Linked DNA regions of Homo sapiens: all the other regions are linked to region 2. A link is a contact called in ENCODE Hi-C or POLR2A ChIA-PET data. All regions are on one chromosome and are shown on one strand. The core of a region is the stretch at or near the end of the contact, and the rest is flanking DNA. Distances in the headings are between cores, read along the strand shown.

The links. Hi-C counts contacts between places; a loop is a spot of excess contacts on that map. ChIA-PET counts read pairs that join two places held with the same protein, here RNA polymerase II (POLR2A). Pooled maps may share reads with other maps.
Region 1: a map of PC-9 shows a loop between it and region 2 (7-fold over the local background). The contact joins two enhancer-like sites. A Hi-C loop is called at or near these places in 1 of 168 maps with a recorded cell type or tissue (PC-9) and 1 of 50 pooled maps. POLR2A ChIA-PET finds 5 or more read pairs at or near these places in 3 of 52 experiments (BJ, CD8-positive, alpha-beta memory T cell and Caco-2).
Region 3: a map of PC-3 shows a loop between it and region 2 (8-fold over the local background). The contact joins two enhancer-like sites. A Hi-C loop is called at or near these places in 1 of 168 maps with a recorded cell type or tissue (PC-3) and 1 of 50 pooled maps. POLR2A ChIA-PET finds 5 or more read pairs at or near these places in 4 of 52 experiments (Caco-2, GM12878, SK-N-SH and 1 more).

Annotation. Positions count from the first base shown.
Region 1 is chr2:200,402,645-200,407,074 of GRCh38, reverse strand. All of the region lies in intron 3 of SPATS2L (spermatogenesis associated serine rich 2 like), which reads right to left. It overlaps LOC101927741 (a long non-coding RNA gene), which reads left to right. Exons shown (of 7, transcript XR_007088047.1): 7 at 1,699-4,430. Among named protein-coding and RNA genes, the nearest start is that of SPATS2L, 98 kb to the right of the region's middle. RefSeq lists an enhancer at 516-1,715. Within about 2 kb of position 1,359, at least 11 of the 41 ENCODE cell types and tissues checked have a DNase peak (open chromatin) inside an H3K27ac peak, as active enhancers do; they include PC-9, where a contact is called at or near this core.
Region 2 is chr2:200,255,797-200,260,328 of GRCh38, reverse strand. No RefSeq gene overlaps it. Among named protein-coding and RNA genes, the nearest start is that of SPATS2L, 49 kb to the left of the region's middle. Within about 2 kb of position 1,273, at least 5 of the 41 ENCODE cell types and tissues checked have a DNase peak (open chromatin) inside an H3K27ac peak, as active enhancers do; they include PC-3 and PC-9, where a contact is called at or near this core.
Region 3 is chr2:200,075,191-200,079,553 of GRCh38, reverse strand. The region is part of intron 1 of LOC124906112 (a long non-coding RNA gene); the gene reads left to right. Among named protein-coding and RNA genes, the nearest start is that of MAIP1, 120 kb to the right of the region's middle. Within about 2 kb of position 2,258, at least 3 of the 41 ENCODE cell types and tissues checked have a DNase peak (open chromatin) inside an H3K27ac peak, as active enhancers do; they include PC-3, where a contact is called at or near this core.

The sequences.
Region 1 (4,430 bases), core at 110-2,609, 150 kb before region 2:
AGGTGTGGCTTTGAAGTGGAAAGACCATGTGGCTTGAATGTTGGTCAAGACGTATTTGGGGGAGACTACCTTGTCTACCCTTCTTCTTAGAGAACCTCCTACCTCCACAGACTTGCTAAGGGGTCAGTGGACCCAAGACTCTGTCCCCACTTTTCCCTTCTCTATGGTGTAACTGGTACAATGAGAAAGTCTATCTTTAGGGTGGTTAACATGGTTTTACCCCCTCTTCTTCTTTCATTTAATTATTTACTAAATGTCTACTATGATCAGGCACTGCACTAGAGGCTGGATACAGCAGTAACAAAACAGATATGGTCACTGCCAAAACTAGAGAGGGAAACGGATATAAACACAGAAATTAAAATATATCACTGCAACTTGTGCTAAGTGAGTGCTATGAAGGAAGCAATCAGAACACAGTGACAATGAATTACAGTGGTCAGGAAGTGGCCTGGCTAGAAAAGACAAAGTGAAACAATTAGACCCTCTGCCTTGAAGGTCTGAGCTATTCAACACAAAGGGAGAGAAGCTGGAGTGCAGATGAAGAGAGGCTGGACTTGCAACTGCCTCACTTTCTCTCCTTCCTGCTCCTTTAACTTTTCCTGAAGTCTCATGAGACGCTGCCAGACCTTTATAATAATAACCTCTTTTTTTTTTTTTTTTTTAAACTTGTGCTAGTTTGAGAGGGTTTCATTTTCTAGAGCAAGTATGGTGTGCCTGGAGGCAACATTAATAGCCGGGGCTGGAAATAAAAATAATAAAGCTAAATAATCCCGATTGGCAAAGGTGAGAAAAGGAAGATTTTAAATATAAGTCCCATTAGAATGTACATGACAGCTGGGAGAAGAGAGGCCTGAGACCTTTGCTCACACACTTCTTCCAGCATTGACATTGCCACCATTATTTACTTATGTGACTTCCTGCTCTACTGACAGGGAGCATATCTTTATATCCACAGGGTCTAGAACAATGGGTGGCATTCAGTAGATGATTCATAAATGTTTGTAAAAGGGATGACTCACTGAATGAGTAAAAGGAAGCAGGGAGTCTAGTAAGATGGTTACTGACATATTCTAGTTTTATTTATCCATTTTTAAGTGCATCTCTAATTAAGAATTAAGTATTACACACTATTAAAAAGCTTAATGGATTCAAGCCCAAAATGTATGGAGTGCCTCCTGGGTGCCAGGCAGAGCATATGGCTGGCTCTTTCCTTGAGAAGCTTGCAATCTTGGAGGTGAGCTTAACCTTATCCCCTATGATAAGGACAGCAATCAAGCAGCCAGCAACCTCCTCCTCACACCAATGGGAACTGGAGTTATTTATGGGTTTGCCGTTCCTGCAACTTTGAAAGGAGTTTTATAATCAGCTTTGGTCACATTTCTCAAATGCTGAGCCATTCAGAGATGCCTTAAAAACAGCTCATCTGTGTATGCTTTGCTTCACTTGCTGGGCCACTAATATTATCTACACAGTAATGGAGGTAGTTTTCCTATGAATTTTCTTGGGGAAGAAAATACTCTTTGCAGACCAGTACCTTCACATCATGGATAATTCCATAATTTAATTGCCTTTTCTAACATCTACTTCCTGCCAGCAAAAAATATGCATGAGGTGCTGTCATGTTCTACTTGGCTGACTTTTGGGGAATTAACACCAGGGGTACAAATCAAAACTAACTTTTTTTTTTTTTGGCAGGAAACCAGGAAGAGAAAGAATAATGCAGATTTGAAGATGGAAAAAAATGCAGTTTTTATAGAATTATGGGAAGTAAAAGTGGAGAGGATCTTAGAAACATTCTAGTTGTGGCTTCTCAAACTTTAAAATATATTCTGATCACCTGGGGATCTGATTGGGATGAAGATTCTGATTCAGAGGCTTGGGGTGGGTCCTGAATTCTACATTTCTAATCAGCTCCCAGCTGATGTAAATGCTGCTTGTCCAGGGATGTGGTGGGCAGAATAATGGCCCCTCAAAGACGTCCATGGCCTTATCCCCTGGAACCTGTTAACATGTTAGGTTACATGGCAAACTGAATTTGCAGATGGAATTGAGGTTGCTAATTAGCTGACCTTCAAATGGGGAGATCATCCCGGATTATCTCAGTGGGTCCAGTATAATCACAAGGGTCCTTATAATTTGATGGAGATGGAAGAGAGTCAATGGGACAGTGATGCAATGAGAGAAAGGCTTGGCCAGCCTCTCCGGGTTTGAAGATGAAAGGGGGCCACGAACCAAGGAATGCAGGCAGCTTCTAACAGCTAGAAAATGCAAGGAAGAGTATTCTCCCCAGGGCTCCAGAACCAGTACCTTGAGTTCAGCCCAATGAGACCCATTCGGACTTCTGACCTCCAGAACTAGAAGATAATCAATGTGTGTTGTTTTAAGCTGCTGAAGTTGTGGCAGTTTGTTACAGCAGCAACTGGAAATGAATGCAATGGACCACACTTTGAGAAACAAAGGCCTACACTTCTCTTCCTCCCTCCTTATAAGGAGATGTCTTTCCCTATCCCACCAACTATTACCTTTTAAAAAAATATACCTTCCAGATGGCAACCCTCTCCACAAAGGTTTGGGGGAATTCTAGCCATTCACTCATTCAAGCCACATTTTGTGAGGGAAAGTGAAATGAATCTCACACAATCTTTGCATCCAACGAGCTGACAAAAGAGTAAGGAAAATAAGGCAAAGTCATAAATAACTAGCACATCATTCTGGTAACAACGTTCTCTCTGAATCTTACCTGCTCCCTATTCTTTCTTTCATTAACCCAGACAGGTTCCCCTATCTTTCACCTGGACTCTGGAAAAGGCCTCCTAATGGGATTCTCTGGCTTGGTTTCTCCTCTCTCCAATCTGTCTTAAAACAGTCATTGCACAATTAATCTCCCCAAAGTGCTGAGCGTGTTCACTGATAGAGGGAAGGAGATGGCAGTGAGAAAGAATTAGAAGAGGGGAAGAGAGGAGATAAATTATGAAACAAGCTTCCACTGGAAATAAGAGAAACGTCATCAAAACCCATGTGGAATGGAAGGGAGGTTCTTCTGTTTTTCTAAGAATTCAGAGAAAGGAGAAAAGGAGAAGTGAGAGTGAAGACATAATAAAAATTTCAGATTGTGAAGGGGAAAATTTATGGAAACCATTCCTCTGCGTGAGAGTTTTAGAATTCGCTTTGGGGCTTAAAAAGTGGAGAAAGGTTTAGAGCTGCCCTTATGGAAATGAGATAGGAAATGACCTTGATGAATGATGGAATGCTGAGCAGGCCTGTGGGTCCATGGTGCTGGACTGCACAGATCTGTTACGGTGCCGATCGGCATGGCTTTCCCCAGCAATTCTCAACAAGCCAGAAGCAGGAGCAAAGCAATCATCCATAGTTACAAACTGAACTGTAAGAAATGTAGTGGTAGATTTTAGGGCTCAGAAACATAGGGGCTGAGTATCACTAAGGTGTCTGATGAAGGCATCTGTGGTCTATGAAGGGGGAGGATGAATTGGAACACTAGAGAAAGGCTAAGGGACAAGAAAGAACAGATGTTAAAGAGAATTAGAAGATGAGAGAGGTCAATGATAAGGACATGCTCAGAGAAGGGATGTTAGACATTGCCAGTATGTGGTCCCAGTGCTGCTTGCTGGTGTGTAAGTATAACCCCTTTTCTGCAGTCCAGCCCTTTGCTTTTTAAAAAGAACTAAAGTGTTCTCCACAATTCCATCTTTATAGAGTAAACGTGCTCTTCTGCAATTTTTCATAAGCTGTGCCTCCTAAGTTTTTACTATCTGATCAAGCTCACCTGAGCATATCCTGTTAAAATATGTTGCTATAAGAGAAGCACATTGCTCCAGAAGTGGTTGGATTAGAGCAGAGGACTGTGAGACCTGCACCTGCCTTGGTTGGGCCCCGTTTATCCATTAAGGGAGTCTAAGGTGGCATCAGCAATTTTAGGAGCCACATTAATTAATCACTAGGTCAAATGCAGGTTACTTGCTACTGACTCTCCTTCCGTTGAGTTTGAGACAAGTGTCCCCGGGCCTTTACTTGTGCAATGACTAGAACACAAAGGTAGGATTTTATATTCATCTTTCTTAAATTTCAATATGTAAGTTCTGACATATCACTCCAGCCAACTGTTATGTTTTAGAACCTTGCATTTTGCCCCATGATAAACAGGAATGTTTCAGCCATTCCTTCCAATTTTGTATCATTTTAAAAATCAGTTGACATCCTCTATATCTTAGATTTGTTATTTGAATTTTGTGTAGGCCATGGCCAAGTACAGAGGCTAGAGTATTACCATAAAAACTTCCCTCAAAGTTGAAATTAATCTTTTAATACCTGGTTCATTCATTTCTTCAGTCAGTCACAATGCACAGACTCAGAAGCTGGACTGCAGCAGTGACAGATGCATTGGGGTTTATAGTCTAGGAAGGCAAATG
Region 2 (4,532 bases), core at 24-2,523:
ATTTGTACTCTTTGACCTATTTCTCCCAATCTCCTCTCCCTTTCTGCCCCTGGTAACTACCATTTGACTCTGTTTCTATTTATTCAACTGTTTTTATTAGAAAAAGGTTCTGCATTTACATGCGATCATATAGTATTTTTCTTTTTGTGTCTGGCTTATTTCACTTAGCATAACATCCTCGGGTTCATCCATGTTGTTACAAGTGTCTCTCTGCTTGTTGGAAACCATGTCCTTTCACAGGGACAGCACGATGCTGGGTACTTAAAGGCTGCTCAGTATGTATGAATTGGCTTTTGCATGGCAAATACACATTATCTTTACATTGCTTATATTTATAGAGCGATTACTGAAAGGGAAGCCCTGTACTAAGTGCTGTGCAAGGTGTAAAGATGAATCATCACAAAGATCAAGGAGCTTACAACATAGTGAGGAAGATAAGATGTGTACCTAAATAATTACACCACAAGACCTATAACCAGAAGAGATGTACAATGCATGCCAAGCAATAAAGAGAGAAAGAGAAATTAGTTCTACCTTGGGGACCGGGCAACTAGTTAGCATGCCAACATCTTGTTTGTTTTGAGAGTTAATCAACCAGGAATGCACCCACTGAAGAATCAGGGCAGAACTATCAGTTTGTCAAACCGGTTTCCATGAAAAGAAATTAATGCGTATGTCCTTGTAAAGCACTTCTTTCCTCCCGTATTTACTTACCGTCTTGTAGATGTGCCCTGGAGAAATGAGTATTTTTGGCTGGTGAGGAGGTAATGAGTTACTTGTAAGTCCTTATTATGAAGAAGCTATTACTCCAGAATGATATTCACTGAGGGCTCCAGAATGATATTTACTCCTTGTCTGGATGCAAGGCACATCGCTGCCTGATTGGGCCTGAGAAGAGTGGGTGCACCCTAACGTCGGAGAGGGAGGGTGCAGCCTGGGTACAATTTCAAACTGAAATGTGTTTCTGGTTGCAAAGCAAAATGAGTACTAACAGACAAAGCAAAGCAGAGAAATCGGCTCTCTGGGACTGATACCTGAGCTCACCAACCAGCTAAACACTCCCTTTGTTTCCTTTTGGAGCCGCCTCACCATTCCCTTTACTGGACATCCCCAAAAGATTGTTCAGTTCTTAAATCCCTTGTGTGGTGGTAAGAGGTCTGGGAAGTTTCTGGAGGGAAGAAGTGGTTTCTGTGGGTGTGATCTGGTGGACACCCAACTGGAAGCCTCTTTGGAAACCCCGGGAAACCCCCATGGGCTCTTGCCAGGCCCTCTGCCCTCCTGTTCCCAGTCTACTGCTGACTCCACACTTAGCAACCACTCACTTCAACTCCCGAGAAGACTGGCCCTTCAGAAGAGACAGGAAAATATCTGTGAGGGGAATCCCTCAACTCCAGGTATGCCCTTGCCCCAAAAGATGAATTCCTGGTTGGTTCTCAGGCTAACAAGCAGAGGTGTGTCTTACGCTGTATTCTATAGAATGAGAATACGGCTTTATTTATAATTTTATAAATCCAGCTGTGATGGTTAATTTTATGTGACAACTTGACGGGGCCATGAGGTGTCCAGAACCCTGATACACCAGCCTTGTGATAATATTGCTTATTGTAATAAAATGTTCAATATGGCACAATTGCTGCAGATACAAATGGTAATCTAACATATTCTCTTACTATATCCTTGGGAGAAGTATAAAGGACGACTTAGCTAAAGTTTAAAAAAGTCTATGGTTGTACCTGGAAATAAAGAAGACTCATGAGTACCATATTAATTTCTACTGGCTTATCTTGCACTTTGTATCCTGAGAAACCCCCACTTTCATGCAGAAAACAGAATATTTTGCCTTCCACACCATTGTGGGGATCTGAAAGAGTTTCTAGCTGTGTTATAGGAATTTTTGGGGGCACATTAGGTAGGCCTCATTACTAAAATCTTACTAGAGTGATCGTTTGAGTTTTGTCAGTGAAATGTTACCATTCAGACAATGTAGAGGCCATGAAAAGACACCCTGGCCAGAGAGCCTGAATAAACACCTGAACAAACACCACAGCCTCCCGTGGCCCAGGGCTGCTCAGTGTATCATCCAAAGAAACTCAGTCTAGCATCCAAAAGCAATCAAAGAGCCATTCACATCTTTAATTGCATTTTTGAAAGAACTTTTATCTTCCAGTGATCCCATGATTTTACTTTGTGATTCAGTTTACAACCTGTAGAAACGTCTTTGAGGGACTCGGTTCCTCACCAGGCGATCCAGAGCTTCTCCCTTTCTTGATGGCTCCTCTTCACTTTCTGATCAGCTCTCTTCTCCAAGTCTCAGCCTCGGTGGCCCTAGTCCTCAGGGCGCCTCCCGACTGCCTTTCACCTTTCTGATCTTGTTTTTGTCTTATCCATTTACCCGATTCTGCCTCAGGGAACCTGGAAACTGGGCCAGTAATGAAAGAAGGCCATTGATAAAGTGGGGGAGAGGGAGAAACTGAAGGGACAAAAGTGTACATCTTTTTCTAGATGAAATCTTAAAAATGCTGATCTTTTATTTCCTCTCACTGTCACACTACGAGGTGGCGCCACAGGTCAGTCTGGAGTAGGAGACATGTTAGCTGTTGGCTCAGCACCCGGGGAATATTCCTTCCATCCACAGCTGCCTGCACAGGGCTTCTGGATTGCCCATTGGAAGAAAGCTGGCACATCTCTGAGGCTTTGCTAAGCTTCATCCAAACTCTTGTGTGGATGCGAATCCTTTTCAATGACTTGACGCTTGTACCCCTCATTCCACACACAGATGGTGTTGGGTCTTGATGACCAGAGTGCTGGGATAGAAGGGAAAGAAAAGTCTCTGTGCTGGTGCTGAGTTGGACCTGCATTACACACACTACTGGCTCATTTTATCTTCTAGAATAACCCTGTGGGATGGGCAGAGCAAGCATGAATATTACTATTCTCATTTTCTAGCCCATCAGACCTGGCATTTCTGTTAAATGTTAGTGAGTGCTTCAGAGCAGTAGGGAGAGTTGCTCAGGCTAATTGTAATTATATTAACTTACCTTAAGCATCCTAGGTATTCTTCCCTTTTTTATGTTAAAAAAAAGTCCACTTTAAGGTATGAAATAAACATGTTGTTTTTTTCCACTGGAAATCATGCACCACATCTTTTACAAAGAAAAACATTGAATTTATAAGCATACTTATACTGTAATCATTTTCTGTGATTACTTTTCATTTTTATGCTAATATAACTAGAATTTATGTATTGCATTATTTTTTCATAGTGCATCTATCCTGATAAATACAGAAAAAGGAAAAAGCACCCAAAAACATCTCCTGAGAAAGACCATAAATATACCTTTTATCATCCTTAATAGCAAAGCATTTTATTCTGTCTTCTTTCTCTCTCTGCCTCTCTCTCTGACTTCATCAGAAACAATCTATAATATTTATGGGCATTGCATAGATTTAGAAATAGATTTATTTATAGGATCAAAGTAGATATCGACCCTAGTTCACCAAAAACAAGGTCATTCTTCAGTTCCTGTGAATCTCCCAAGTCTGCATCCTCTTCAATTACATGGCCTGACCCTTCCTTGGTCTGTGGGATTTTTGGAGGACCATTATGCTGATTACAAAGCTACTTCTCAGTGAACTGATTGCACTGAATGGCACAAATTACCTTTGGGCAACCAACAGGTGTATCAGCGGCGCGCATTCAAATGCATGACCCTTGAAGCCTGAAGAATATATCTGAGGTGAAATAAAAGGGAGGGCTGGCCATAATGGCTCAGATGTCCATATTATGGACACCAGCCAAATAAAGTGGGTCTGTAGATACCCCCTCGTCTTCTGGGGGGCTGGGGGCTGGAGGACAAACTGAAGGCAGGTCTGTGTCACATGGAGGAGGTGGGATTAAACCCACAGTTGCTCAGCATTATTGTTTTTTCCACTTGAAATCTTTATTTTAATAATCATGTTTGAATTTCTTCTGACCACGAAAAACAAGTTGAGTTGAAATCTGTGGCAGCATCTTGTTTTCTTGCTAGAGGCGAGCAGGAAACCTCCTGTTCTAGGTACAGATATGAAGAACTCCAGAAACTTAGTTTTCCTTCACTTTTCTTTTTTAAGAGGGAATTGGAAGTAGATGTAATAGAGAAAAGCTTAAGCATGATGAAGATTTTCTTTTTTCTTTTCTTTTCTTTTTTTTTGAAACAGAGTCTTGCTTTGTCACCTAGGCTAGAGTGCACAGGCACGATCTCTGGTCACTGCAACCTCTGCCTCCTGGGTTCAAGCGATTCTCCTGGTTCAGCCTACTGAGTAGCTGGGATTACAGACATGCAGCACCACCTCTAGCTAATTTTTGTATTTTTAGTAGAGACAGGGTTTCACCACATTTGCTAGGCTAGCCTTGAACTCCTAACCTTGGGTGATACACCCGCCTTGGCCTCCCAAAGTGTTGGGATTACAGGCATGAGCCACTGCACCCAACCCAGGCACTGTGCCTAGCCAAGATTTCTGAAATGAGAACTTGGATTGTGCTACACTTATGA
Region 3 (4,363 bases), core at 1,009-3,508, 180 kb after region 2:
TCCAGCTATCACACCCATATTCCAGGTAGGAAGGAAGAAGAAAGGAAAGGAAAAAGAAAGAGTTCTGTCTGTTTCTCCCTGTAAGGAGCCTTCATGGAAAACTCATCAAAATGCCCATTTACCTCTCACTAGTCAAAACGTAGTCATATGTTCATTAGGCTGAAAAATATAATCTCTCAGCTGAGCATATTGCCACACTGAATAAAAATTGCCATCATGTTAATAAGGACAAGAGTAAATATTAAATACACAACTAACAGTATTTGCCTAACTACCACCTCTTCTTATAAACCTTTCTGGGTCATTTTCATCTTTCAGTCCTTTCAGCGATTAGGCAAACTCCCTCTGTGTTTCTGTTGCATCCCAAGCATATATATTGCTCCACAGGAATACATACTGCATCATGTTGTCATCATCTGGTTTGCTTGCTTCTCTTCTCCGGTGGCTATAGGCTCTTTGATGCATGTGCCATCTTTATCATAGATGAATTTTCTAAAACAGGGTCTGGGGAATTGGTCCCTAAATAATTGGTCATATTGAATGCATCTCTGAGCATCTCCTGGGTCTGGGTTTTCCACTCGTCTCCCTTTTTTGGAACATTCATATTTTCAGAGAGAAAACACTAAAAATATTTGGAAAGTTATTCCAAAGTACTACAAGCTACCACTGTGCTTGGTGCCAGTTGTAGAGGAAGGAGCACATGGCTTTGAAACCAAACCAAAAATAGTATCGAAATGCTGATTTCAATTTCCACTCAAATGGGTCATCTCTTCAGTATCTGTTACTAGGGAACGGCCCAGAATGTGTTGGGTGGCAAGGACATTTTGACCAGGCTGACACAGTTTTAAAAGGCCAGATACATGAATTTGAACCAATCTTCTTTTAAAATGCACTTCTGATTTTGACAAATGCAGAGTATTGGGGGTGGGGGTAGGGAGGGAATGAGATGGCTGCTAAGAACAAGATGGAAACATGGTCACATAGCTCAATTGAAGTCACATTTTAATTATACTTATAAGTCTGGCTATGTCTTTTTGTGGGAACAGGAAATAAAGAGAGAACATTTTAAATGAAATATTGAAGGCCAGCATGTAAGAAAATCATAATAATGTGACATAAAACCTTTAAGAATTGAGGCATAAGATGCCATCTAATACCACAGCATCGTTGGTGACTTCTTCCCCTTCCTTGTTCTTTATGTCCTTTCTCTCAAGTCTTTTTCTTTCTTAATTAACCATTTTCACTGTCGTCAAGCTCACTCAAGTCCTTAAAACTTTAATTTGGATACAGCAATAACCTCCTACATAATCTGCCACCTTCATCTTTTTCACCCTTCACCTTCACCCCTGTCTATCCTTCCCATCTACCCCGTAATTTCCAGTGTCTCGTATCAATCTTTAGCTCCTTATCCCTCTCTGAATGTAAGTTTCCTCAATTCAGCTGCATTTTATGTTACATCTTACACTTCTTTGCATTGCCCCTGGGCCTAGTCCAGACCTCTGCTCACCATATGGGCTATTTGCGTACTGGCTGACTCAGGGCTGATGTATCCATCAGGCACAGCAGACACAGATTTATAGCCCACAACATTTCTAGGGGCCCATGAAAATGGTTTTATTTTCATTTCTTTGAAAATCAGGAGAAACTATTGAATTGAATAATAGTGAATATATAAGAATAAAACCACCCTGGATTATATTCATCTCTATACCAATGCAGTCATAGAATATAATTTTTAATATTTTTTAAATGAAGAATGGGATCCATCAAAGTAAAGGTGCCTAAGGCCCCCAAAAGTCATGTTGCTACCCTAGACTAACTTTTCAAAACCTAAGTCAATAAAAGTAAAAGTATGTGCAAAAAAAAAATGATTTTTTGGTACTTATTTTTAATGTGTATTTTCCTTGAAAACTCTCCATTTCTCAGCTTTTCATACTGGCCTAGTGCTGATCACTAGTCCGGAAAGTGCGAAGGCTTCTTCCTGGATTTGATAAATCGATGTAAATGGAATGTGACATGTTACTGTGTTATTTCGTTCACACAATTGCCTCTTTGATGGCTCAGTAAAAGGTGGAGGAGAGAAACTTCTCATGATATCTGTAAAATATACACCACGTTCAGTCTGTTATGTTAAAACACATAAAGTTCCCTTTCCAGTTTCTCAAACTAATTTCTGTGTGTCCCAGCCAAATGGAATGTGTTTTAGTCAGCTCTTGGGTAAACACAGAAATGTAATCTTTCCCCTCTTAAAGCAGAGCCTGCTTCACACACTGCATCTGTGTGTGCAATGTTTATTTAAGCATACAAGGATTAGGACTTAAAACTGGTTTGAAAGCACTGGTGAGTGTTTTTCTTAAGATATCTAAGTCTAATTATTTGAGAATTTATAATATTTTACATCTGCACAGATAATTTTTCCTTCCAGATAATTTATATTAACTTGGGTTTGAAATGAAGGAAATAATAATTGTGCTTTCTTCTCTTTCTCTATCTATCTCTTTTAGGTTGGGCACAAAATGTTCTCTAAAGAGCTGACATTATCTTGCAATTAGGATTTTCATTTCTTTTTACCTAAACATAATTATCATTAACCCAAATAAAATTCAGGAGATGAGTTGACCTTTTTCTTTGCACTACAAATTATAATCAATGCCATCAATTGCTGTTTTATTCCATTAGCTAATTTGTTTTTCTGTTAGAATGTCACATGCCCCTTTCCAACATTATAGCCAATTTATGTAATTTTAAGCTATTTATGCAGTTACCTAAGTGGTCAGTTTTCTATCTTCACAAACTCTCTGTGATTTACTTTTCAATCCTTTAAGTTTTCCTTCCCATGATCCTAGAATTACAGCGTGAGAATGATTTTGAAGTGTCACCTGGCCTAGTCCTATGCTTCTAGGTGGTAAATGCCCCACAAATACTGATCTGGAATGAAGGGATGACCCTTCTCTTTCTCAAGGTCGGCGGTCCCAATTGGGTTTCTTGGTTTAACTGCCCAGATCATCAGGAACTTCTCCCTTATGCTCAGTCAAGAATCTCTTCTGCCCTCCATGGATTTCCTTTCATTTTGTTCTCCACAGACATGGAGAATAACTCCTCAGTATCTTCCTGAAACAAACTTCTTGAGTTGGAAGGTCCAAGTGAAGGCAAGCTTGAGTGAACTTCCTCTTCCTTGGGCAAACCTCTCTTCATACTAGGACCTGTTTCTCCCCTTAGAAAATGATTCGGTGGAATATCCACCCAATGGACTTTATTCGGCCATGAAAATAAAAGAAATACTGAAATATGTCACAGCACAGATGAACCGCAAAAGTATTATGCTAAGTTAAAGAAGCCAGACACAAAAAGCCACATATTGTGTGAGTCTATTTATGTGAACTATCTGGAAGAGGCAAATCCATAGAGACAGAAAGCAGTATAGTGGTTGCCAGAGACTGAGGGGATGGGGAGTTGGGAAGTGACTGCTTAATGGGCATGGGTTTCCTTTCGGGGGTGATGCATATGTTCTAGAATTAGATCATGGTGATGGTTGCATAACATTGTGAATTTACTAAGTGCCCTTGAATTGTACAGTATAGTTAATTTTATTATGTATATTTTACTACACACACACACAAATGCTAAAATGCCTCTCTGCAACTCCTCCATTTTTGTGTGTAATCCCTTTTAAGGGTGGTGTCTAAGAAAACAAACTTTTTAAAGTCCTAACTGGAGAGTACAAATAAAAAGATTACATTTCAGCTGGCCAGAGTTAGAGGTCAATGGGTAGAAGACATGACCAAGAGTAAGGCACTAGATTTCATTCTTTCAGATTTTGTTTAGCACCTACTATGTGGTAAGTTCTGTGCTATGGGCTGGAGATGTAGCTGCAAGGGCATTTCAGATGCAGCCCCAGTCCCTAGGAAGCTTGAAGTCAAGCTAGTTTTTTTCATGATTTTATGAGAGCGGAGAGTGAATTGATTCTTTCATCTTCATTTGACAAACAAAAGGGGTGATAATAATACCTCATTATATGTACCTTTCTAATCCACAGAGATTGGAAAGACTCAATGAGAAATGCATGTGAACATAATTTGTATTTTATAAAGCAATATACAAAATATTAGGCAATAATATTATCATAGTTTAATGTTGACTTTTAAAAAATAATAGCCCTGCATTTTCAATCAGTTAAGAAACTGGTGTGATTGTCTCTTTATAAAATTTATTGGTGGGAGGGGGGAGCAGGCTTCCTATTACAAATGTCATATGTGTTCATTGGAGAAAATTCAACAAATCCAGAAAAGCATATTTTAATCAAATGTTATCTTCCCCCCAGATATAGCCACTGTTAACATTTTAGTATATGTTCTTCAGCAGT